Regions from separate parts of the Homo sapiens genome. Here regions 1 and 2 are each linked to region 3. Evidence: chromatin loops called from intact Hi-C (ENCODE). Cell type or tissue: endothelial cell of umbilical vein. All regions are shown on one strand. Region 1 overlaps FGD4 (FYVE, RhoGEF and PH domain containing 4). Region 2 overlaps FGD4 (FYVE, RhoGEF and PH domain containing 4). Region 3 overlaps FGD4 (FYVE, RhoGEF and PH domain containing 4).

What was found. A loop is a pair of places that touch in the nucleus more often than their neighbours do. Peaks named below come from ENCODE experiments on the same cell type or tissue, not always from the same donor. Only the 100,000 strongest peaks of a DNase experiment are listed, where the experiment ranks them.
Region 1: a loop joins it to region 3, with 4 times the contacts of the local background. A loop is called at or near these places in 32 of 110 quality-filtered maps.
Region 2: it touches region 3 in a loop (7-fold over the local background); 5 of 110 quality-filtered maps call a loop at or near these places.

The regions. Positions count from the first base shown.
Region 1 is chr12:32,530,016-32,538,015 of GRCh38, forward strand. All of the region lies in intron 1 of FGD4 (FYVE, RhoGEF and PH domain containing 4), which reads left to right. Among named protein-coding and RNA genes, the nearest start is that of FGD4, 130 kb to the left of the region's middle. In endothelial cell of umbilical vein, no CTCF peak of the experiment used is centred here; DNase peaks (open chromatin) are centred at 4,186, 5,416, 5,906 and 6,096; H3K4me3 peaks cover 1,745 bases; H3K27ac peaks cover 3,866 bases.
Region 2 is chr12:32,583,427-32,591,426 of GRCh38, forward strand. All of the region lies in intron 4 of FGD4 (FYVE, RhoGEF and PH domain containing 4), which reads left to right. Among named protein-coding and RNA genes, the nearest start is that of DNM1L, 92 kb to the right of the region's middle. In endothelial cell of umbilical vein, no CTCF peak of the experiment used is centred here; DNase peaks (open chromatin) are centred at 305 and 3,115; H3K27ac peaks cover 1,507 bases.
Region 3 is chr12:32,451,765-32,459,764 of GRCh38, forward strand. All of the region lies in intron 1 of FGD4 (FYVE, RhoGEF and PH domain containing 4), which reads left to right. Among named protein-coding and RNA genes, the nearest start is that of FGD4, 56 kb to the left of the region's middle. RefSeq lists an enhancer at 1,345-2,134. In endothelial cell of umbilical vein, a CTCF peak has its summit at 3,956 (motif pointing right); DNase peaks (open chromatin) are centred at 297, 3,307, 4,027, 5,707 and 1 weaker place; H3K4me3 peaks cover 174 bases; H3K27ac peaks cover 6,031 bases.

The DNA of each region.
Region 1 (8,000 bases), 78 kb after region 3:
TATTCACTTCTTTATTTTTAAACATTGTAGATATATAGGTTTTAATCCAGGAAGTGCAGGTTGCCTATAAAATTCTTGATTTCAGATCATTTCCATGGAAAATGGTAAGCTGTTGAATATAATATAGGTAGGCTTTTATTTTAAAATTTAATATAATAAAAAACATTATTATGAAATATCATGTGGGCTGGGCATGGTGGCTCATGCCTGTAATCACAGCACTTTGGGAGGCTGAGGCAGGCAGATCACTCAATGTCAGAAGTTTGAGACCAGACTGGCCAACATGGTGAAACCCTGTCTCTACTAAAAAAACGAAAATTAGCCAGGCCTGGTGGCACGTGTCTATAATTCCAGCTACTAGAGAAGCTGAGCCATGAGAATTGCTTGAACCCAGGAGGCGGAGGTTGCAGTGAGCTGAGATCGCACCACTGCACTCCAACCTGGGTGACAGAGACTCCATCTCAAAAAAAGAAATATCACGTGAATGTTTGGCAGAAGTTGGTAAGTTTCTTATTCAGTGCAATGTGTATCAAAATAACATTGCTACAAGGAGGGAGAGGTGAAAGGGCTGGATGATAGCCACTAAGTCTTCAGAGCTGGAGGTATTTTATGAATAGCTGTGAGTTCAGTGGCATGGATTTTAGGTGTTTTTCAAGACTGATATCTATGACAACCTTAAAATCACTAAACATATTTATTTAATAGATCCCTTTTGATATGGTATCATAAACTTCAGCTTTTACAAATGGATAATGTATGGGGAATTAATTAGATCACTTTTAATAAATTTGCCAAGTTTTTTGTAAATCACAGAAAATGGATTAGTGATTATCTCTACTGTTGACAATGAGGAGCATAGTGGATATACCAAAAATTATTTAGGGTTGAGTTTACACTATCTATGACAATCAGTTTCCTAGCTTTGGTTTTTTTTTTTTTTTTTTTTTTTTTTTTTGAGACAGAGCCTTGCTCTGTCGCCAGGCTGGAGTGCAGTGGTGCGATCGCGGCTCACTGCAACCTCTGCCTTTTGGGTTCAAGCGATTCTCCTGCCTCAGTCTCCCAAGTAGCTGGGACTACAGGCGCGTGCCACCATGCCCAGCTAATTTTTGTATTTTTAGTAGAGACAGGGTTTCACCACGTTGGCCAGATGGTCTCGATCTCTTGACCTCATGATCCGCCCGCCTCGGCCTCCCAAAGTGCTGGGATTATAGCTGTGAGCCACTCCACCCGGCCCTCCTAGCCTCTTTTTTAATGAATAAATTGCTTTTATTTGCTTCTAAATTTTTTAAAATTAAAAGATAATTTACATACATTAAAATTCAACCTCTTTAGGGTACAATTCTGAGTTTTGACAAATGCACGCAGTCATATAACCACCACCACCACAATGAAGATACAGAACAGTCCCTTTAGTTCCAAAATTCTGTCATGCCGTTTTATGAAAAGTCAGTTCCCTTACCACCAGCCCTGGCAACCTTGGATCTGTTTACTATTCCTGTAAGTTTGTCTTTTCCAGAGTGTCTCATTTTATCACATATGTGTAGCCCTTTACGTTGGCTTCTTTCTAATGCACATGCAGGTATCTTTGTTCATCCCTTGTTATTGCTGTGTGGTATGCCATTGTGTGGATGTACCACAGTTTGTTTCCCATTCACTACTTGAAGAACAAGTGGGTATTTCTAGTTTTGGATGATTATGAATAAAGGCTCTGTAAACATTTTTTGTCAATGTAAATCCTCCTTTTACTTAGGTTAAGTACCTAAGAGTTAGGATTGCTGGCTCATAGGATAAGTGCATTCCCACCTGATGAGAAACTGCTATTGCTCCTATTGGGTAGCCTAGAATTTAGTGTTAAGTTTGTGGTAGATGCTGCAGATTATTACAGATTGTCCACTTGTGGGCAATTGAGAGTCAATCATAATTGTTATATTTTATTTTAGTTATCACTTTCTCCTGCAAACCATGTTTTGATTTTTGGCTTTCATCTATAAAGATTAAAAGTGAATACAGTAGTGTCCCTTTATCCACAGGGGATGTATTTCAAGACCCTAGTGGATGCCTGAAACTGCATATAGTACTGAACAGTATATATACTATGTTTTCTCCTTTACATCCATAGCTATGATAAAGTTTAATTTATAAATTAGTCACAGTAAGAGATTAACAGCAATAGCAATAAAATAGAACAATTATAACAATATACTGTAATAAAGATTATGTGAATGTGGTATCTCTCTCAAAATATTATATGTAATATTTTCAGACTGAAGTTGATCACAGGTAAAGGGTGACTGCTATACCATTATATCTTAATTTGTTGTACAACAGTGAATTTAATATCTTAATGGTTATCACTGTACTAGCATGAGTGATCAAGATTTTTGACCTCCTAAACTTAGTTTTCTCTTCTGCAAAATGGTGATAAATTAACACTACCTTACAGAGTGATATTCTTCTGTAAGATGGTGATAAATTATTACCCTGCAATAAGGACTTTATGAAATTCTACATGGAAAATGCTTAACATAGCAATGGGCAGAGAGCACATGTTAGCTTTTTTTTTTTTTAAAGTGTTTGTTTTAATACCAAACCTGAGATTACAATTTAAACATTGCTATCAAAGCTCAGGAAGTACAGACAGACGTTGGGGCATTTTTGTGACAGGGAAGTATTCTGGTTTTTACATTACTGAAATTTGCTAAGGCTAAGTGGTCTTGGAACCAAACCTAAACAGATTCTCTGCCACAGTGAAATTTTAACACATATGGGTGGAGTTTGCAAAGGAGTTAAAAACAATTCAGGTTTCTTCTCTTTGACTTTTTTCTCCATGTACTATTACCCTATTCTGTATCAGATTAATTGTAAAGCTTATTTATTTATGCCTTATATACACATTTCTGTTATTAAAAAAGTACCACTTTCATTAGAATGATTGACAACCTTTGTGTCCTGATGGGGAGCTTGTGTTGAAGTGGGAGAACAAACCCCTCACACCTCATCCTCAGCACTGTATTGGCTCCTGCCTGACATCCATCAGCTCCTAGCAGGTGTGCAATTTAGCAAGTCCTTTAATCCTCCCTAACCCAGCAATTCACTGCCCCAGTGGTTCTCAAAGTGTGATTCCTGGAGTGAAGGCCCAGGTCAGCAGTGTCACTGTCACCTGGGAGCTTGTTAGAAATGCAAATTATGTGGCCCCACCATGCACTGAATCTGACTTTGATAGGGCACTCAGTGATGTATGTCTTGATAACCCAGTAGGTGATTCAAGTGCACACTAGAGAGAGGGAACTACTGTGTCTGGACACAAAGAGGAGGGGGTTGGAGAGGTTATTTTCCCCAGTGAGGGAGAATGTCTGTAACCTGTTAACTCATTATGATTTTATAAATATTTTAATCTGACATTTTCTTTTGTTTGTTTGTTTGTTTTTGAGATGGAGTCTCACTCTGTCACCGAGGCTGGAGTGCAGCGGCGCAATCTCAGCTCACTGCAACCTCTGCCTCCTGGGTTCAAGCGATTCTCCTGCCTCAGCCTCCTGAGTAGCTGGGATTACAGGTGCATGCCACCACACCCGGCTAATTGTTGTATTTTTAGTAGAGATGGATTTCACCATGTTGGCCAGGCTGGTTTCGAACTCCTGACCTCAGGTGATCCACCCACCTCGGCGTGCCAAAGTGCTGAGATTACAGGCGTTAGCCGCCGCGCCTGGCTTTAATCTGACATTTTCTGATTTTTCAAGGCCATGAGAAATTACTAATGTACTTATAAAGACAGATAAAAATGAGTAATAAATATTTTACCAGTTAAACTATGTTTTGAAATAACATATACGACTTGTTTTCCTTAGGAAATTTGTATGTAGTATTTATTAATTCTGTATTATTTAGTCACTGAAATCAATGAGCTATGCTGGAAAGGAAAACATAAATGGGATATTTGAGGTCATTCAAAATGAGATTTTAACATCTTAAGCTTGTGAATCATGAATCTGTAACCAACATCTTTGGTCCAGGGCAGGAGCCCTGTTAAAATAGAAACAAACTGTTTTCCCATTAGCTTTTTTAGAGCATTACTAATAGTTAAGGCATTAGTCCATTTAGAAATCGCCCTATTCCCAGCTGTACTTTGAATGCTTTTAAAGGTTCCATGTGCCTCAGTTGTTTACTTTACTTTGATAAATAGAAGTCTCTCTGTGCTCATACACTCCCTCTCATGCAATGTACTGCAGCAGTCCGTCCTCTGGGGAGGTGTGGCATGTTTTGCATAAGGTCGTCCTTGGGCAGTAAGTTCGAAGAATGCACTGAAGTCATAGTGCATTGGTCTGAGCTCCTGGCAGATCCTGTGTAATCTTCAGCCTCCCTGAAGCTTTACAGCCAGGAGTGAGATTTTATCACATGAACTTTAAAAGAGTAAAGCCAAATATCTTTTTATTAAACCAGAGTAGATTAATTATCAGTATATGTGAAATCATGTCCACTGATCAAGGTAAGTGGTTTCATTTTCTAGTAGATATATTTTTTTCTTCCCCAGCGTGGGTCACTTTATAACACTGCATGCCGAGGGATGTAAAAGTGGCAGAGTTTGGTTTTCTTTTAAAGTTAATAAAGCTCACATTGGTTTTCAAGTTCAAGATTAAAATATGTGCTATTGATGGGTTTTGGCTCTCCAGGAGGCTTCTTCTGGGCTAACCAGATACAAATGAGTTTGATAGTTAAGTTTCTCTGGCTTATTTTTATTATCATAAGTAAAGTTTGGAAATTTGGTCATTGAGGGGAGAAATATAGAGAAAGAAAGGAACAGTTTTCTCTTTTTCCTCCCATTTCTGGTGTGAACAAATGTTAAGAAATATTTACCACTAATCATTTTTCTAGTGCTACTGCACGGAGCATTGTTCTGTTAAAACAAACAAAAATTCCCACCATCCCAGTCTTGTTTTGGTGAAGTTCAGGGGAGTAAGTATTATTTGTTTTTCTGTAAAAGACAACATTGTAGAGATAGGCATGAGTTTGTTTTTTAAAAATTGTTAGTGGTAGTAGTATTAAGCCACTGTGGTCTCTTTGAGTGTTGTAGAGAGCATATTAATGAGAAATTGAGTCTTTGAAATAGAAATGTAATTCAACTGTGTGATAGAAATGTAATCATGTGACGGGAAATGTCTGCTAAAAATATTTTTAATCACTGAAATGGGTTCATTTTGTTTATTTTCCCATTCGTTTTTGACTGGATATAAGCCTCACTGAAAAATGTCCACACTGCTGAACAAGATAAACTACAACTTAGAACCGGCAGCCTTCACAGTTACCAGTATTCTTTCTGATGGTGGTGTGGCTCTTTCCTTCCTTAAGTGTCAGGGGCATACGCTGAGTGTGGAAGCCCAAGGTTGGGGTTGGTGACAGCACTGCCTCAGGAGAGCTGAGGCGCCACTCCTGCAGCTGCACAGCTGGCTCCGTTCCCAGGTTCTAGTAGCTGCGGGAGGGTTAAGCAGCCCAGTCCATGCCTGCCCCTGCTCCCTCCATCACTCAGGCAGAAGCCTGAATTCTTTTGCAGGCGTTCCACCACTCTTGCATAAAGTTTGGAGGTCTTGTGATCTCTCCAAAATTTACCATCATACTCTAAATATGAAATTAAAAAAAAAAAAAGAAATGCAGCAAAAGGGAAGTGTTTTCTCACCCCAAGCAGTGAAGTTTTAGGTTCTCTTTTTCCTGAAATAGCTTCTGTCCATTCTCATTTATCTTCAAACAGTTAGAGATGATTGGAGAGACAGTATTCCCTCCTGGAAGGCAGCTCTTAATTAGAGAGGAAAATATTTCTAGAACAGGAAGATGAAGCTTGAGAGGTGAATGTTGATAAACATAGAGAACTTGTTGGCTCTTGTTTTCTGCTTTAATGGACAGCACCCTTTAGAGAGTGGCCACTACAACAATATGGACTTTATAAGTTCCTTTTTAGGTTTTTAAACTGAGAAGACAGTAATATAGCACTTCCTGCCTACACTACTGGATAATTTTGTTAAATCATCTAAGAAAAATTGTAAATATGCATATTTAGTGCACATGTTATTTTATAACAGTTTTTTTTTTTTAATGACCTGAAAAAACTTCTCTTTCTAAAGCTTACGCTTTCAGGCAAACTCCTTTCACATGAAAGAAATGAAATATGATAGAGTATGATGAATGACTCAATAGGAAATATTATGCAGTTCTTTGGAAGAATGATAACTTGGTGTTCCTTTAATAAACATCCAAATGTACATGTAACCTAAACTGCAAACTAGGATTAAGATTTAAATTTAATCAGTTCTTCTTAGATACTAGAATAGACTTGAGGAGGTCAAGAGTAGATAGGAGACTCCTGGAATAATCCAGGGAAAAGTTGAAGTCATTTATTTCAAAAATAAAAAGGTATTTTCTTAGATGTTTTGTGGACCATCCCTGCCCACTTCCTGAGCCACCTTCTGATAACCTTTACTGTAGGCACCTGTTTTCTTTATAAAATAACAAGCTAATTTTTATTGGCTAAAGTACATTTGTAAATGTCTTCACCCTGGTTTGTGTGTGTTCTCTGATTTATCTCCCACCACAGCACCTGCTAAGCTCTGGCTAGAACAGATCCTTCCATTTTTATTCCCTGGCGAATTGACACAAGTTAGTTGGTTATACGTTGAAGCAGGCAGAAGGAAAACACTTAGGAGAAGAAAAATAGTGTTAATCGTAGAATTTGGTCATTCTACATGGTGGTTATTATAATAAAACTTGGCCTGGGGAAAATGAGTCTTTCACCCTCTTAGAGAATAAGTACACACAAATACATTTTTAAAACATTTAAACAAACAAACAAAAAAGACTGTGTCACTGTGGTCTTGTCTTTTCCATGCCATTATAAAGCAGTTATTTCTTTTTTTTCTCTCTCTCTTTTCTTTTTTTTTTTTGAGACAGAGTCTCGCTCTGTCACCCAGGCTGGAGTGCAGTGGCGCTAAGCTCCACCTCCGGGGTTCACACCATTCTCCTGCCTCAGCCTCCCGAGTAGCTGGGACTACAGGCACCCGCCACCATGCCCGGCTAATTTTTTGCATTTTTAGTAGAGACAGGGTTTCACCGTGTTAGCCAGGATGGTCTCAATCTCCTGATCTCATTATCCGCCCACCTCGGCCTCCCAAAGTGCTGGGATTACAGGCGTGAGCCACCACGCCTGGCCATAAAGCAGTTATTATTTCTTATGCTTAGTCCCAAAAACCTAGTCTTCCTTGAGTCATTTTTCTCTTATGTACAATCTGGCAACAAATCTTGCTTCAAGATATATCAAACTGACTATGTCTTATTGCCTCTACTGTTACTTGCCCTGCTTTAGGTTACACACAGCTTTCCCCTGGATTGCTTCTACTAGCCTCCTATCTACCCTTGACCTCCTGGAGTCCATTGTCTACCTAACAGCCTGTGTGCACCTCTAAAAACGGAGGGCAGATAATTGCCACTTCTCTGCTCGCAGTCCTTCAGTGAATTCCCATCTCTTTCAAAGGAAATCCCCTGTTCTTTCAATGATGTGCAAGGCCCTACCTTCTCTAGCCCCTATCCCTATCCCTACCCCTTAACTTTCTGACCTCAGCATCAAATATGCTCCCTAGTCTATCCATGTTGTCTTCCTTATTTCTCTTTGAACATATCAACTGTGCTTCTACCTTAGGATTTTTGTAGTTTTACACTTTGCTTGGAATGCTAATCCTCAAAATATGTTATGCCTTATTCCCTTCATGTCTACTCAGCTAGCAGAGTATTAGTGAGACCTCCTTGTCCTCCCTGTATATAGGATATAATAATAGCCTCTCACCTAATAGCACGCCTGTTCCTTCACCCAGCTTTACTTTCGTTATAGCAGTTTTTTTGTTTGTTTGTTTTGTTTTGTTTTGAGACAGAGTCTTTCTGTCATCCAGGCTGGAGTGCAGTGGCGCAGTCTTGGCTCACTGCAACCTCTGCCTCTCAGGCTGAAACGATCCTCCCACCTCAGC
Region 2 (8,000 bases), 130 kb after region 3:
CGCTGTTTTTTGAATAATAGCTCACAACCCTCATGCTGTGACTCCCAGGCTAGTGTTGTGTCCCTGAAGCAACACATCACAAACTTAAATGGCTAAATGCAAGAAATGTCAATAAATGAAGCAGCCATGGGTAATAAGCTGGTGGGATTGTTGAGAACTGGACATTTCTGTCCTTTCTAAAGAAGAAAGTGATTTGATGAACTGCCTGGATGGGGTTTCTGCTCATATGCACAATGTCAGCTAAGAAAGAGCTGATTTGCTGGTGAAACATATACTGACTCTGAAGCAGACAAAGTTTAAAGAAAAAAGTGGGTGGGAGAAAGTGAGTCATACTTGGTAACATTATCTGAAACAGTAAAGAAACAGGACATTGCAAAGTGAATCCCTATGCCTCAATACAATGATAGATTTTTAGTTTATTTGTTCGTGAACCATGATGGAAGGAAGAGAAGGTTATAGAACCAAGAAAATCTTTTGCCACTGTTGGGATGATGCCTCCAACAAGTATATATAAAATAGTAAGAGCTGTTCTTACAAAGAAAAATATTCTAATTGGTGATGATGCCTATGGTTGTTGGATGGTACTTTTTCTTCCCTTCACATATTATTATGGATGCATTTTCTTAGATGAATCTTACCTCTTTGGGAGAGATTTTATAGAATTTTCCTATTAAACTAGTGAAACATAGAATAGTACTACTGGCCTTTCTCCTGAATGGGCCTTTACACAGTGGATGGCACATGCTGTATGTGGGAAGAAAAAGCAAATTTTCTCTGCAGAGCGGTTGATGCGAACACCACATCTCTCCTGTTAAAATGGAATGTTAGGATTTCATAAGTGTGCTGCGGCAGTGTGTTCACCTTTGCTGCACTGATGTTTGTTATGTTGCCTTTCCTTGTTCCTAAATGCAAACATACATCTCAGTAGTGTTAAGATGGTAAATCTTATTAGGTATATTTTACCACAATTAAGAAAAAGAAATTAATAAAAATGTCAATGGTAATATAGTGGACCACACAATTAGAACAAAGAAATCTCAATTCTACTTCTGGCTTGTCTATTAACTAGCAGTATGAGCTTGAACAAGTCAATAATTCTTTGTGTGTTTAGTGAAAGCATCTAAACTGTATATAATCTTAAGGCCCTATCTTCATGTTGTAACCCCCCCCTCCCAAAAAAAAAGAAAAATCTTAAGGCCCATTTCAGTGATTATATATTAATTCTGTTATGCTGTGATATAGGTATATTCCCTTGTTAGCATAGCACACCAGATTATCAGCTGCTGCTTAAGCTGTCCAATGTGTTGAACTTCTAAGATATAATGGAATATTTTTAATTTCAATATGCAGACAACTGAAAAACTTTAATCTTCCTGGAAGTGGAAATAGATACTTACTTCAGAATAGTCTTAAATGTGTTTCATTTAAGCTGTGTTAGATTTGATGGGCATTTCCCAAATGCCCATAGGAGTGGGAAAATGAAGGGATAGGGAATGAAAGAAAGGAGAGCAGCCGGGTGCGGTGGCTCACACCTGTGTAATCCCAGCACTTTGGAAGGCCGAGGTGGGTGGATTGCTTGAGTCCAGGAGTTGGAGACCAACCTGAGCAACGTGGCAAAACCCCATCTCTACTAAAAATACAAAAAATTAGCTGGTGTGGTGTCATGCACCACCAGCTACTCAGGAGGCTGAGGTGGGAAGATCGCTTGAGCCTGGGAGGCAGAGGTTGCAGTGAGCTGAGATCCCACCACAGCGCTCCAGGCTAGGTGACAGAGTGAGACCCTGTCTCAAAAATTTTATATATATATATATATATATATATATATATATATGTATATCTTAAAGGCAACTTTTCTTTATTCACTTAGAACTGAACGGTGAACTCAGAAAATTCTTTTTTGTGGCTACTCAGTTTACTAGGTTCATAATATAAGAAAGAAAAATGTGAAAAAAATTGAACTGTTCAATTAAAAAATTCAGTGTGCCAGTCTCACTCTCCTGGGCACCAGCAACATAGAAATGGACTAGACAAGCCCTATCAACAAAGCCTCAGTCTGCTGAGGGGTGAGAGACATACACAAATTGACATAATATGATACAGTAAGTGCTTTGGAAATACAGATGACTGGGCCAGGTGCAGTGGCTCACACTTGCTATCCCAGCACTTTGGGAGGCTACGGCAGAGGATCTCTCGAGTCCAGGAGTTTGAGACCAACCTGGGCAACGGGCAAAACCCCATCTCTACAAAAAATTTAAAAGTTCGCTGGGTGCGGTGGCACTTGCCTGTAGTCCCAGCTACTCGGGAGGCTTAGGTGGGAGGATTGCTTGAACCCAGAAGGTCGAGGCAGCAGTGAGCTATGATCCTGCTACTTCACTCTCACCTGGGCCACAGAGCTGAGACCTTGTCTCAAAAAAAAAAAAAAAAAAAAAAAAAAGGGAAATGCAGATGAAGGAGCAGTTGTGCCCCAGGAGTACTAGTTGAGGGCCAGGCTGCTGAGAAGCAGTTGAAGTAGCCTTGAAGCAAGGATGGGAGATTGCTGGGTGAGATCAAAGATACGCTGGGATGGGGGTGAGTGAAAGTGTGAGCAATGAGTAGAGGCAAGATTGTAGATGCTGCATTTGGAGGAATATTTCTGACTGCATAATCAGAGGTCAGAATGGCTAGAGAAATTAATACAGAGGTACAAGGCTAGATTTAGAAGAGTAAGCTAAGAACAGACTGCAATGGGCTTTTGAATGCCTGTTAAGAATATACATATTTTTTTCCTGAAAACATTAGAGACTTTTAAAAGTTTGGAAGTTTAAAAAGTTTAAAAATCTTAAAAGGTTTTTAAAACCTTTTAAGTTGCTAAAAGTTTACAATTTTCATTGAAAAAGAAGAAAATTGGCAAAGCACAGAAAATACACACAAAAACCACACCCATAATTCTACCAGTGAGAATTGCTTAGATATTTGATATTCTAGCTTGTTTTTCTGAGCTGTTTGAAAAAACATACTTGATCGCATAATGTATGGTCACTCTGTATCCTGTTTTGTTGGGTTATACATAGGTATTTCCCCCATATGAATTCAAACTTTCCATAAGCCTAATATTATCTGGCCTCAGAAACAATTAAAGCATGGAAGTGACATGATGACACATGTGTGGGTTTTTGAAAAATGAGTCAGATGAAAGGGAAAACAGATGGAGCAGGGCACGTGGTTAGGAAGCAACTGTACTAGTCCAGGTGTGAGATGAAGGGGGCCTGGATGAAGCAGAGGGTGAGAGACAAGGAAGATTCTGAGGACCTTGTGGCTAGATGTGGGGGTTAAGTCAGGTTCAACTCCTAGGCTGGATGAATTGGCAGATGGCACATGAACTACAAGAGAATGGAAGGCAGAACCTATTTTGTGGGCAAAAAATAAATTACATTTTGCAATACTGAATTGAGGGGCTTCTTGGAAGTCCAGGTGTAGATGTCTTACAAAAATAGAATATTCTGGGCTGGGTGCAGTGGCTCACCCCTGTAATCCCAGCACTTTGGGAGGCCAAGGTAGGGGGATCACCTGAGGTCAGGAGTTCGAGACCAGCCTGGCCAGTATGGTGAAACCCCATCTCTACTAAAAATACAAAAATTAGCTGGGCGCAGTAGCAAGCACCTGTAGTCCCAGCTACTAGCAGGCTGAGGCAGGCGAATTGCTTGAATTCTGGATGTGGAGGTTGCAGTGAGCCTAGGTCGCACCATTGCACTCCAGCCTGGATGACAGGGTGAGACTCTCTCAAAAAAAAAAAAAAAAAAAAAAAAATTCTGGAAGCATTACGATTTATTGGTTTAGGCATGAAGGCTTTGGAATGAAAATACCTGAGTTCAAATCCCAGCCCCGTCACTTACTAGCTAGGTGACCACTGACACATCACTTTTTTTGTAATTAAAAAATTTTAATGGCTATTGCTTATTTTTTATTCTGTATTTATTTATTTATTTATTTATTTTGAGACAGGGTCTCGGTCTGTTGCCCAGGCTGCCAGGCTGGAGTGCGGTGACGCTATCTCGGCTCACTACAACCTCCACGTCCTAGGTTCAAGCAATTCTCCTGCCTCAGCCTCCTGAGTACCTGGGACTACAGGCATGCACCATCACGCCTGGCTAATTTTTGTATTTTTTGTAGAGATAGGTTTTCACCATGTTGCCCAGGCTGGTCTTGAACTCCTGAGCTCAAGTGATCCACCCGCCTCAGCCTCCCAAAGTGCTGACAGGTGTGAGCCACTGTGCCTGGCCAGACACATCACTTTAACAAACTCTCCAGGCCATGGCTTCCTGACATGTTGAAATCATTGAGATGACAGGAAGGAAAGTAATGGTGTGGGTTTGAGAGAAGGAAGTAGAGTTGCTAATTAGGTTAGTTTTGTACTCTTATACTAAGTTTATGGTTCCTGCAAAACATCCATTTGGAGATATTAATTAAGCAAGTGGAACTGTGGATCCAGAGCCCAGGAAAGAGGGTAAGAATGTTAAGAGGATGGTGCATGAGGGTGTGATTAACATTGCCAAAGCAGAATGTGTAGGAACAGGAAATGGGCCAAGAGTTGAGCCATGAAGCACAAACAATAGAAAAGGATGTTTAATAAATTGTCCAAGAGGAGAAAGAAGAGAGAACAGTGTTTTGGAACCACAGGGATGGAGGGGAATGGGGTAGGGGTGCAGGCATATTGGAAAGCTTTAAGGAAAAAAGCATGGTCAGCATTTAGAATATGGAACTAGGAGTTAACTTGGAGACCTAGCCTTTAGTAGGCCTTGATAGCTAACTAGCTGTATACTAGTATATAACTTGGTGAACTTGAGTAATTGAACAAAGTTGAGCAAATGTATATTGCACATAGGCTATGGGCAAGGCACCGCAGTAAATACAAAGAAGAAACTTACAGTTGAGATGGAGAGTTAAGACAACAAATGACCATTACTCAAGATATCCTGAAGTAAAGGGAAAAGGCCTCACTGATAAAGCTAAGGTTTACATCATGGCTATTAGTGTGAATTCACTGTTGTTAGCAGAAACGGAGAAGTCATGGAGAATCTAGGACGGACTGAGGGACCACAGCACGGAGGTAGCTTGCAGGCTTGGTGATTGAAGTGTCGATTTGGGCAGTCCTCTGCCAAGACCAGCAAGAAGTCCTCCAGGTGCAAGACTTGGAGCTTGGAGAAGGTGCTGTTGTGGCAACAGTGACCATGATTCTGAGAGCATCGGGCAAAGACTATAGAGCCAATCAGAAGTCTTCCCAGCATTGCTGAGTGGCCTGGAATTCAAGAAAGAGAAAAAGCAAACTTGGAGTGGGAATTAGCCAGGATCAGCAAGTCAGCAGTGCCAAGAGAACAAAGGATGGGGTTTAACAGAACGTTGAGTTGAACCAGGAGAATTGGGAAAGATCAGGTGCTTAGAGGTCACAGCGTGTAGAAAGACCCAGTTTAGTTGAGTGTGAGAGAAATGGAAAGCTAAAATCTTGCTTTATATGGGGTTAAAAACAAATTAAAAAGCCAGATACCTAACCTAGTGGTCAGGAACACAGACTCAAGAGCCAGGTCCTCTAGATTTGAATCCCACTCAGCTACTTACTAGCTCTGTGACCTTGAGCAGATTACTTCAACCTCCCTGTGCCTCAGTTTCCTCATCTGTAAAATGGAGATAACATATCTACCTTGTAACATTATGAGGTATAGATCATGTACTAGTTGTAAAGTACTTTAGAACAGTGCCTTGGCATATAAAAGCTATGTGTTTATTAATTAAACATCCTGTTTCCTCACTTGTGAATCAAGATCAATAGACTCAAAGCCTAATATGTCATTTAATAGATCCAAATTTCAACACATTCTGCCAGGTTAATACCAGCACCTCTCTTTCGGTTCTCCCACTGTAGGATACACAGAGAAGTTTGCATACCACCTCTTTTTTAACTTAGGGTTCCTGTATTTTGTTTCTCCTGCCTGAGGACTGTTGGTTATTACCACATGATGTACTCTCATTAGTGTATACAAGGTTCTGACTTAACAGAATTAACATAAAGCGTTTATAAATGACTGAGATACTTTGATGACTAAGTCTTTAGACAGGTTAATTCAGTTATTTAATGTGTATACATATTCAGTTTTTCTTGGTGCCTGTTCTTTAATTTCTATAAAACTCAAAGGACTCTTTAGTGTAACTTACACTACATAGATTATAAGAAGACCAAAGTTGTTCTCTCTTCACCACCACTTACTTCCTGTCTGATCTTGTGCAAGTAACCAAACTTTTTTTCTTTGTGCAACCTCTGTTTCCCCCTCCTCCCCATGTCACGAAAGAACGTAATTGAAACCTTCAGATTAAAAGCTCTCACTTTTAACTCTCCTTGAACCCAGGAGGCAGAGGTTGCAGTGAGCTGAGATTGTGCCATTAACTCTCACTCATTGTTCTCCCCTCTTATTTCAAGTTTTGAATTGGATAGTGTGGAAGACCTAAGTTTGGGAAAATATTGGTGGTAAGTCACAAGTAGGCCTGGACTACTTCTTGAAGCTTCTTGAAGGATCATGCCGAGCTGACAGCCTGTTGATGCTTATGACACTATATTATAAAGCAAGGAATGCCGGGCGCGGTGGCTTATGCCTGAAATCCCAGCACTTTGGGAGGCCGAGACAGGTGGATCACCTGAGGTCAGGAGTTCTAGACCAGCCTGGCCAACATGGTGAAACCTCGTCTCTACTAAAAATACAAAAATTAGCTGGGTATGGTGGCAGGCGCCTATAATCCCAGCTACTCAGTGGGTGCTGAGGCAGGAGAATCACTTGAACCCGAGAGGCAGAGTTTGCAGTGAGCCGAGATCGCGCCATCGCACTCCAGCCTGGGGGACAAGAGTGAGACTTCATCTAAAAAAAAAAAAAAAAAAAAAGCAAGGAATGATATATGCATATCATAAGTGGGTGTTCTCTCTCTCTCTCTCTTTTTAATAATGTGAGCCTAGTGATAAATTCCCTACTGTTAACAAATAGTTCTTGAGACCTCATGACCCTTTTGATGGCATTTATGACATGATCTTATTTGACCATGAAACCTGTGTTTTATTCCTCTACCTCCTGGTTTTCTTGTTCCCCAAATCCAGAGGGATTTCTCCTCATGCAAAAGGCTGTAGCAGAGCACAAGTTGGTTTTCACAGACCCGGGTTTGAATCCTGGCTCATTCGCTTACTAGCTGTATGACTTTGGGCAAGTTACTTAACCTCATGATGGCACAGCTTCCTCATCTATAAAATGAGAGTGATAATACTCCTGCTTCACAGATGGATTAGGATTACAAGAGATAACTCATGTGCAGTACATAGAATAGTGCACGTAGTAAGTATTCATTAAATAGTGGTGGTTGTCACCATCTCTCACTTGTGATAGCTTCCTTGATTTCCCAGCTCCTTAGTTTCATGATAAAGAATCTGCAGAACTTTGGAATATCACAGAACAAAGATGTCTAATACAAGTAATAGGTTAGACCAATTATGTGACATTCAAATGTCCTTGTGATCTAATTTTAATTTAACAGCCTGCAGCCCCAATGAAGGCTTCAGTTTGTGACAAGACATATAAAATGACATATCAAAGTGTTGATGCATCTGATAAATTGTGGTACAAAATCAAATATTCATTCCCTAAGTTGACTCAACTTCTTTACCAGAGAATGGGCTTTAGGGACCACAGAGATGTATGTACCTGTACAAAGGGTACCCACTCTCTTTCCATAGAAGAATATAATTATCTAACTGACAGCAGATTTGAATAGAAACTTCCCATGATTAAGAAATATTCATTCATGTCCTATAAAAACCTGATAATTTACTTAGGTCATTTACGTACATTTTGTTTTGACTATAACCTCTAATAAGTAGATAGGAAAAGCTGCAAAACCTTTTAGTAGCTTTTGGTATATGTTTTTAGGAAAATTCTTCCTACCTAAAATGAAATCACATATGAGAACATGTGCTGAAGAGTCATAAAGAA
Region 3 (8,000 bases):
GGGTATAGTGGCAGTGCTGAGATCACTCCATTGCACTCCAGCCTGGGCAACAAAAGCGAAACTCCATCTCAAAAAAAAAAAAAAAAAAAAAAAAAAAAAAGTAAGTTACTACTTAAGATCATGCTGATATTCTAAAGATAACAATAACAGAGTTTCCTACCTGCCCGAGCTATGTTCCCGTGGAGATCCTTCTTCAAAAACAAGTCACTTTGTTGGACAATAGAACTTCCTGAATGTTTTTTATTCTATGCGCTTACCCTAATTTATAGGAAGCTACGTAAATGTGGACACTCTGTGAACAATTGTTTAATGACTCCCAAGGTTCTGACTGATTAAAAAGCATGCTGACTTTAAAGTTCTTTTTCTTCTTTACATTTCCTTTTGTTAAGTCTATTCTACTGAAGTAACTCTTCTGGAAGCCATCCTGTTTCACTATTATTTTTCAGTGATTTGGGAAACAGTTGTATAGGAAAAAAATTTATGTCTTTGCCTGTGGTACATAGAAATTTTTGTGGAATTCTCATTGCCAGTAAGTACCAGACAGAATTCAGATATCATCTCTCAATCGTAATGAATCTAGTGGTCAGTGTTGCAGCCATCAGTGGGCAGATAACTGTTCCTCCAAAAGCAAGTTAATGCATTCATTTGTCTATGAATGAATTTTTGATAGACAATATTTAAATATTGGTAGACAAGTAGGAAGCTACTGAAGAAGTGATTAATCTGAGTGTAGGTATATCAATTTGTAAATGCAGTTACACTGCAAAGTAATACAACTGGCTGAATTGGTTAGATTTACACAAAAAGTAAAGCTTCAGTGATCACATGGTAGGTGAATGATTTTATTTGAGCATTCTCCTTGCTTTGAATTCTAGTCTACTGTTGTCCTTTGAACCCTATGACTCTTAATAGCCAAGAGTGTATTATGGTAAAGAATAAGTGGGGCGCAGTGGCTCACGTCTGTAATCCCAGCACTTTGGGAGGCCGAAGCAGGAAGATCATGTGAGTGAGCCCAGGAGTTCAAGACCAGCCTGGGCAACATACAGATACTCTGTCTCTTCAAGAAATGAAAAAATTAGCTGGGCATGGTGGTGCATGCCTCTAGTCCCAGTTACTCAGCAGGCTGAGGTGGGAGATGGCTTGAGCCTAGCAGGTCGAGGGTGCAATGAGCAGTGATTGTGCCACTGCACTCCAGCCTGGGCAACAGAGTGAGATTCTGTCTCAAAAAATGAGAATGCACTAGATACACAATTTTATTGAACTTTCTATTATAGAAAATTTCAAACTTATGCAAAGTAAAGACTAGTATGACCCCCATTTACCCATCATCCAGCTTTGATAATTATTAACACATCCAAATAGTTTTATGTAATAAAGATTTATAAAACGTGTGTGTGTATATATATCTATATTATATATATATTTTATATATATATTATATATATATATATATATAATATAGATATATATATATTTTTTTTTTTTTAAATGTAGAGCCTCACTCTGTTGCCCAGGCTGGAGCAGAGTGGCACAGTCTTGGCTCACTGCAGACTCCACCTCCTGGGTTTAAGCAATTCTTGTGTCTCAGCCTCCCGAGTAGCTGGGATCACAGGTATGCGCCATCATGCCTGACTAATTTTTGTATTTTTAGTAGAGATGGGGTTTTGCCATGTTGGCCAGACTGGTGTCGAACTCCTGGCCTCAAGTGATCCACCTGCCTCGGCATCCCAAAGTGCTGGGATTACAGGTGTGAGCCACTGCACCCAGCCTAGGATCTCTTAATTTATCATTAGTCCTGGATAAGAACTCCAGTTTGGCTGATAAATTTTGTGTGCTCATCCTACAGAGAAGCAAAATGGTGTTCAGACAGATAATTAACTTGCCCAACTTGCTTAGAAGAAGCCTAACTTGGGCTCATTGTTTCAGGCTTTCAAAAACTTTTTTCTATAATTATTATCATACTTTATTTTTTAGATTTTCATTTATCTCATTCTTTAGATTGAGGAGGGAAGGCTCACACCTGTTGTATTTACTAATCCACACCCAGTACCTAACTGAACAACTGATGTATAGAGTTCATTAAATATTTGTTGAATGAATGGATCAAAACTATCTTTATATTAGGAGTCTGATTTGCATCTAAAAATATTTTAGGTGGTGTTATTTATTTCCTTCTCATCAAGAATAATTCCACGGTTTTCTTTGTAAGTGGACTCTTGCCACCAGGGAAAGATTGTGGACTCGATTTCTGTGAGTGTTTAGCTGTTAATAAAAAGCCCCAACTGAAGATAAAATGTGAAATGATTAAAAAAAAAAAGGTTTATTTCCTAACCTGGTAGCCAGTTATTAAATTCCTGATAGCATTGAGGAGAAATAGGCACACTGATAACGAGACATGAGAGACAAGTTCTCTGTGTTCCAGGAGCAGAGCAATGTTCTTTTCTCTAACATTCACACTGGATGAGTAATATGGGAGTGACTTGAAGGAATGAGCATTTGTACCGCATGCAAGGGTTTTTACTCTTTCTAGTACCTTCATTAAGGGATTAGCCTTTCGTTCTTTGAAATGCAAAATCTCAGTTGCCCAAAAAGCAGAGTGGAAATGAGCAGCATCCTCTCTTCCTTAAGAGAAGTGGTCTTTCTTCTGTCACTTAAGACATTTTCCTATAGTTGAGGATTTTATAGCAAAGAGAATTTTTTAAACCAAGTTACTGGTTAAAAACTTTTTGTTGTTGTTGTTGGTCTTAATTTCATAGGCACATAGGTTAGGGCCAATCACTAGTCTTTTCTAAGCTTTTATTTTTTAAAAATCGCTAATGCTTTAAAATACTGTCAATGTGATAGGTCCCAGCTGCTGATTCCTTCATACTAAATGATTGTTTTAAGTAAGTTTTGATTCCTGTTTGTCTTTGATTGTAGTAGTTTTGTTTTACTTTTAAAAATTAAATTCAATAGGATCATAAAGCATGCTTTTGACCAAATATTTTGCTGGTATCTTAAATTGACCGCAGTACAATTTAGAGTCTCAGAACATTTTCTTTTAAGTTGCCTTTTTTCATCCTCAGTGTTCTTGTTCTGACAGTGTATCCTGTGATTTTTAAATTTTTCTTCCTTTCTGGGTGAAGTGACAGAATTTTAAAGTGTTTTTTGAAACATCTGGTGATCTAAATACAGTTTGGGGGAGCTTTGACCTACTTAGAATGGTTCTTTGTGCCAGAGAGCATGTTTATTCCCAAGGTAACTCTGCTATGGAATTGCCCATGTGAATGCATTGAGACTTGCAACTTGCCAGATCTTTTATTATACAAACACAATGAAGCAGCAGGCAGCCAAGAAGAAACGAGGAAGATTGCATTGTTCTTGTACTTCCTTGAATTAAGAAGTTTATTCATCTCAGTATTTTCTACAAATTTCTTTGACAATAACATTGTGAATGAGGATTTAGCAGCAACAGTTGATTGCATGTGTGTTCATTGTCAGTATGTTTGCTCTATTGAAACACCTTTATGCATTTTGTTCAGTAGATTATACTTATACATAAAATTTTTTATTTATATTTAGAGCCTTTTTAGACATATGGCTGTATCATGAAGTATAGTAGTATATTCCTTTTAGATAGTTTATTTTAAAATACCAGGATAATTGTATTTAAACATATAGTATAGATTTTGGAATATTATATTCCATTTCTGTGATAGCAGAATATCTATGCCATTTCTTTTATCTCCTCAAGGTTGGATCATTTGCAGTAGACTTTCCCTAATCAGTTCAGTATTTTAACGTACAAAGGTATTTACCCAAAAACTAGAAAATAGAGTCCCTTAAGATAATAAGCAGGACATGTTCTGTGCAGCTTTTATGAAGACTCAAATTTGAGGGTATGTGATTTTTGTTAAAATTAAAGACTTTTTGTGAAATAGAGGTGTTTTTATGTACCTTTGGCCTCTAGGAGGCAGCATGATCTAGTCTAAGATTTCTGTATCCTGAATCAGGAAACTTAGTCCTCTGTCATTTTAAGAACTTCCATGTATGAAAATATTTGCCTTCTGAATCATAAAGTTATGCTATAAATGAATTAAATAATAGCAGATAGTCACAGAGTTCTAGACTAGATTGTTATCCTGTTATTTTCTTTGTGAATACTTAAAAAGCAAAAGGAATTATTGTGATTGCTGTAGTAGTAGCATAACAATAGAAAAAGTAATCATTTCAGTGGACGAGTGCACTTTCAGTTTGCAGACCACTAGTCTCCATCCAACCTTCTCAGCTGTTGTGTAAAACCCTGCAAGCATTACTGTCATTAACAGCTGAAGATATCTTTTTCTAGCTGATGTTTTTGCTAAAATAGTATGTCAAGTGTTTATTTAAAGATAACTTCAATAAAATCTTGGCAAATATTATAGCTCTCCTATAGTTATTACTAAAAGCTATCTAAAATTGCTTGAAATTCAGGAGATACCTTGTGCCCATTTTTTCACTGTAATAGTGTATACTTTTGCTATGTGATTAGAATGTACCCATGTGACTATTGCCATAATTTGTGGCTGCAGGGGAACAGAGACTAGGCATGTATTTGTAAGGGGACAGTGGATGAACAGTTACCCTTTAGTCAATCTATTTTTCTTTACTTCTTTCTGTTTTCATAGCACCTGAGTAATTTCTATTTAGTGGCTCACATGAGACTACTGTAGTAAAAGGATACTACCCCTTGGTTGTTGGAATTGCCAGCTTTGGGAGAATTTATTCTGCTCAAAACTCAAAGATAGGTTCAGAAAGCAAAGTAACTCGTGGGAGGATTTATCCATAATCTTATTAATGAGATTGATGCTGCCAAATATTATCATTAATTTAATTTTGGATCTGTTTTGATCAAAATGTTATAAAGTTCAGGTCATGCCCTCATGCCCTAGAATGTACTTAATCTAGAAATACTTGACCAAAGTAGTCAAAAGCTATACTGAAAGAATTGATAAATGTTTAGAAAAATTAGAGCTGCTGTATATTTCTAAATAATTCCAGTAGATCCTCTTCCACAAAAAGATGCAGTCCTTTTTAAAGGAACAAATAACCTGCCGTTTTCTTGTTTGAGTGGTCTGTGACTTCCATCTCCCCTTTTGTATTTGAAACATAAAGGTCTTCAGTCAGCTAATGAGCTGGGCTTCTTTTGCTTTTTCTGTAAATGCTTATTTGAATGTGCATTGTTTCTGTGTTGACAGGATGATATTTGGGACAAAATGAAAATGCGAGAACAGGAACTGGTGTATCCTATTCTAAGCTCTGTAATGAGCAGGAGTGGACTTGATGAAGGGATTGAGTTATTTGAAAACCTCTAGATTTTAAAAAGCAGAATAAGGCTTCTATCCTCAGTTTTTTATTTATTTCTACATTATGTCATTAGAAAGTTTCTTATAAGCAAATACATAATTTCTACCAAGAAAAACAGTGAAGTTTTAAGTATTCCATTTTAACATTGTTTATAATTTTTTTTTTAACTAGAAATCAGAGATACATATGTGAGACATTTTATAGTTTAGCATAAGTGTGCCTTGGCTTGTTTTTGTCCATTAACTTAGTTCAGGACTGTAACACTTGAAATAATAATGCCTAAAGATGTCATGATCTTAAGACGAGGAACTGTAGTTACTAGATTTTCCTTACTATTTACCACTGTGTTTATTTTGGAACTAGCTTATCTTATGCATGCCACAAGTATATGTCACAAATACACTGCAGTGTGCAAGGAAAATTTTAATATCTAATTGCTAGGGTCTTTTGCAAGAAAAGACAGTTTGTCCTTGGTTTATTAAATTAGTATGGAATAACATGTACTGTTAACAGTGTTTATTGAGCTTCTGAGATGTCTTCAGTGGACTCAGAATACAAGGATTGCTTTCTGTGGGTGTGTGTAAATGTGTAAATAAATGTTTACTGGACTCTTACTAAAATGATCAGTTTATCAGGTACTATTAAAAATATTACATGGTTATTTGTGCCTGGAACAGTATGTAGCATATAAAAATAGAATGCAAATTGCAGTGGAAACCAGAAACAGAGTCCCTAGGGCTGAAAGGGACCTTGGAGAGTATCTGGTGCCTTGATCTTCTAGCTCTGCTCTAAGGAGCTTGGGTGTGGAGTTCTGCTACTGAAATTAAATAATTAAATAATTAATAATTAATGACAGGATTGTTTTCTTTTAATTAGGTAACATAATTTCCTCATTTATGATTTTTCACTTTTTTTTTTTAATTTTCATTATTTTCTACCATTTCTCTGCTTGGGAGTACGAGCCTGAATTCAAAGTGAAATAACAGGTACAAATGAATACAGATTAAGAGGGAAACCTCAAACAGCCAATTTTTTTTGTAGCCTTGTATGCTGGTAGCTGTGATTTTTTCTTTGTTTTTCTTTTTTTTTTTCCTATTTGAGACAAGGTCTCATTCTGTTGCCTAGGCTGAAGTTCAGTACTGTGATCATTGCTCACTGCAGTCTTGACCTCCCTGGGCTCAGGTGATCTTCCCACCTCAGCCTCCTGAGTAATTGGGACTACAAGTGTACGCCACCATGCTCATTTTTGTGTCTTTTGTGTTTTTTTTGTAGAGACAGGATTTTGCCATGTTGCCCAGGCTGCTCTTGAACTGGGCTGAAGTGATCCTCCTGCCTTGGCCTCCCAAAGTGCTGAGATTACAGGCCTGAGCCAACGTGCCCAGGCTGATTTTTTAAATTTCTAATATATATAATATGGTTGAATTTTCCATTCATAAGATATCCCCTGTGTGTGATAGAACTGAACTTAGCTGGTAAATCAATATTTTATTTTATCCCACTGAAACGTGTTATGCAAAGATCATCGTTTGTTAATTTCAAGTGCTCCATCGCCCATAACAATTATTGGAACTAGTGATTTGGTCCAGTAATCTCTTTTACTAATTAGGCCCAGAGAGATTGACTTTCTTAAGGTTACTTGACAAATTAGTGATAGGGTCCAGGTTGTATTCTGTGGCTTATAACTTTACATTCATTGTTCTAGATTTAACAGCAATACTTCACGGGTACAACTGAATTTGGAGGGAGTTTTTGTTTTAGGAAGCATTCACCCATTCTGTAGGGATACAATCCTCATTTTTACCAAAGAGGAAACAGGCTCATAGAGTTTAAAGGATTTGCCTAAAGTTTTTCTAAAGTTTCTCCAATAGTTAGAAAAGAAGCCAGGTCTTTTCATTGGAATTATCAATCCTTTCCTCATGTAACTGGCTATTGGTAGGAGGAAAATTATCAACAGGAGTGATGATACCTTCAGAAATCTCTTGAGTCAACAACTTATTAGAATTAATAATTTTGAAGTATTTAGACAGCAGGAAGAGTTGGGCCAGCAAAGATTATTAATTTGGTTGGCAAATTGTGTTTATTTGGGATGTTTGACACTGCTTTTTTTTTTTTTTTTTTTTGAGACAGAGTCTCTCGCTCTATCACCCAGGCTGGAATCCATCGATACACTCTCTGCTCACTGCAACCTCCACCTCCCAGGTTCAAGCGATTCTCATGCCTCAGCCTCCCAACTAGCTGGGGTTACAGGTGTGCGCCACCACGCCTGGCTAATTTTTGTATTTTTAGTAGAGATGGGGTCTTGCCATGTTGGCCAGGCTGGTCTCTAACTCATGGCCTCAAGTGATCCACCACCTTGACCTCCCAAAGCGCTGGGATTATAGGCATGAGCTACTGTGTCTGGCCAGACACTGCTATTTATAAGGATCATAAAATGTAAATTTAAGGCACTCAAAGATGCTTCTGCATTTGGATTTATCTCCTTCAAAAATAAAGATTTGATTCTTTTGTGCTATTCCTGAAATAAAAATACAAATAAAATAAAAACTTAAAAAAGATTTGAAAAAGAAATGTATTTAAAAATCTAAAAGTGTTTACAAGTAGATTTTCTTTTTTTTTTTTCTAAATTTCTAGACAGGGCCTCACTCTGTTGTCCAGTCTGGAGTGCATGGCATGAT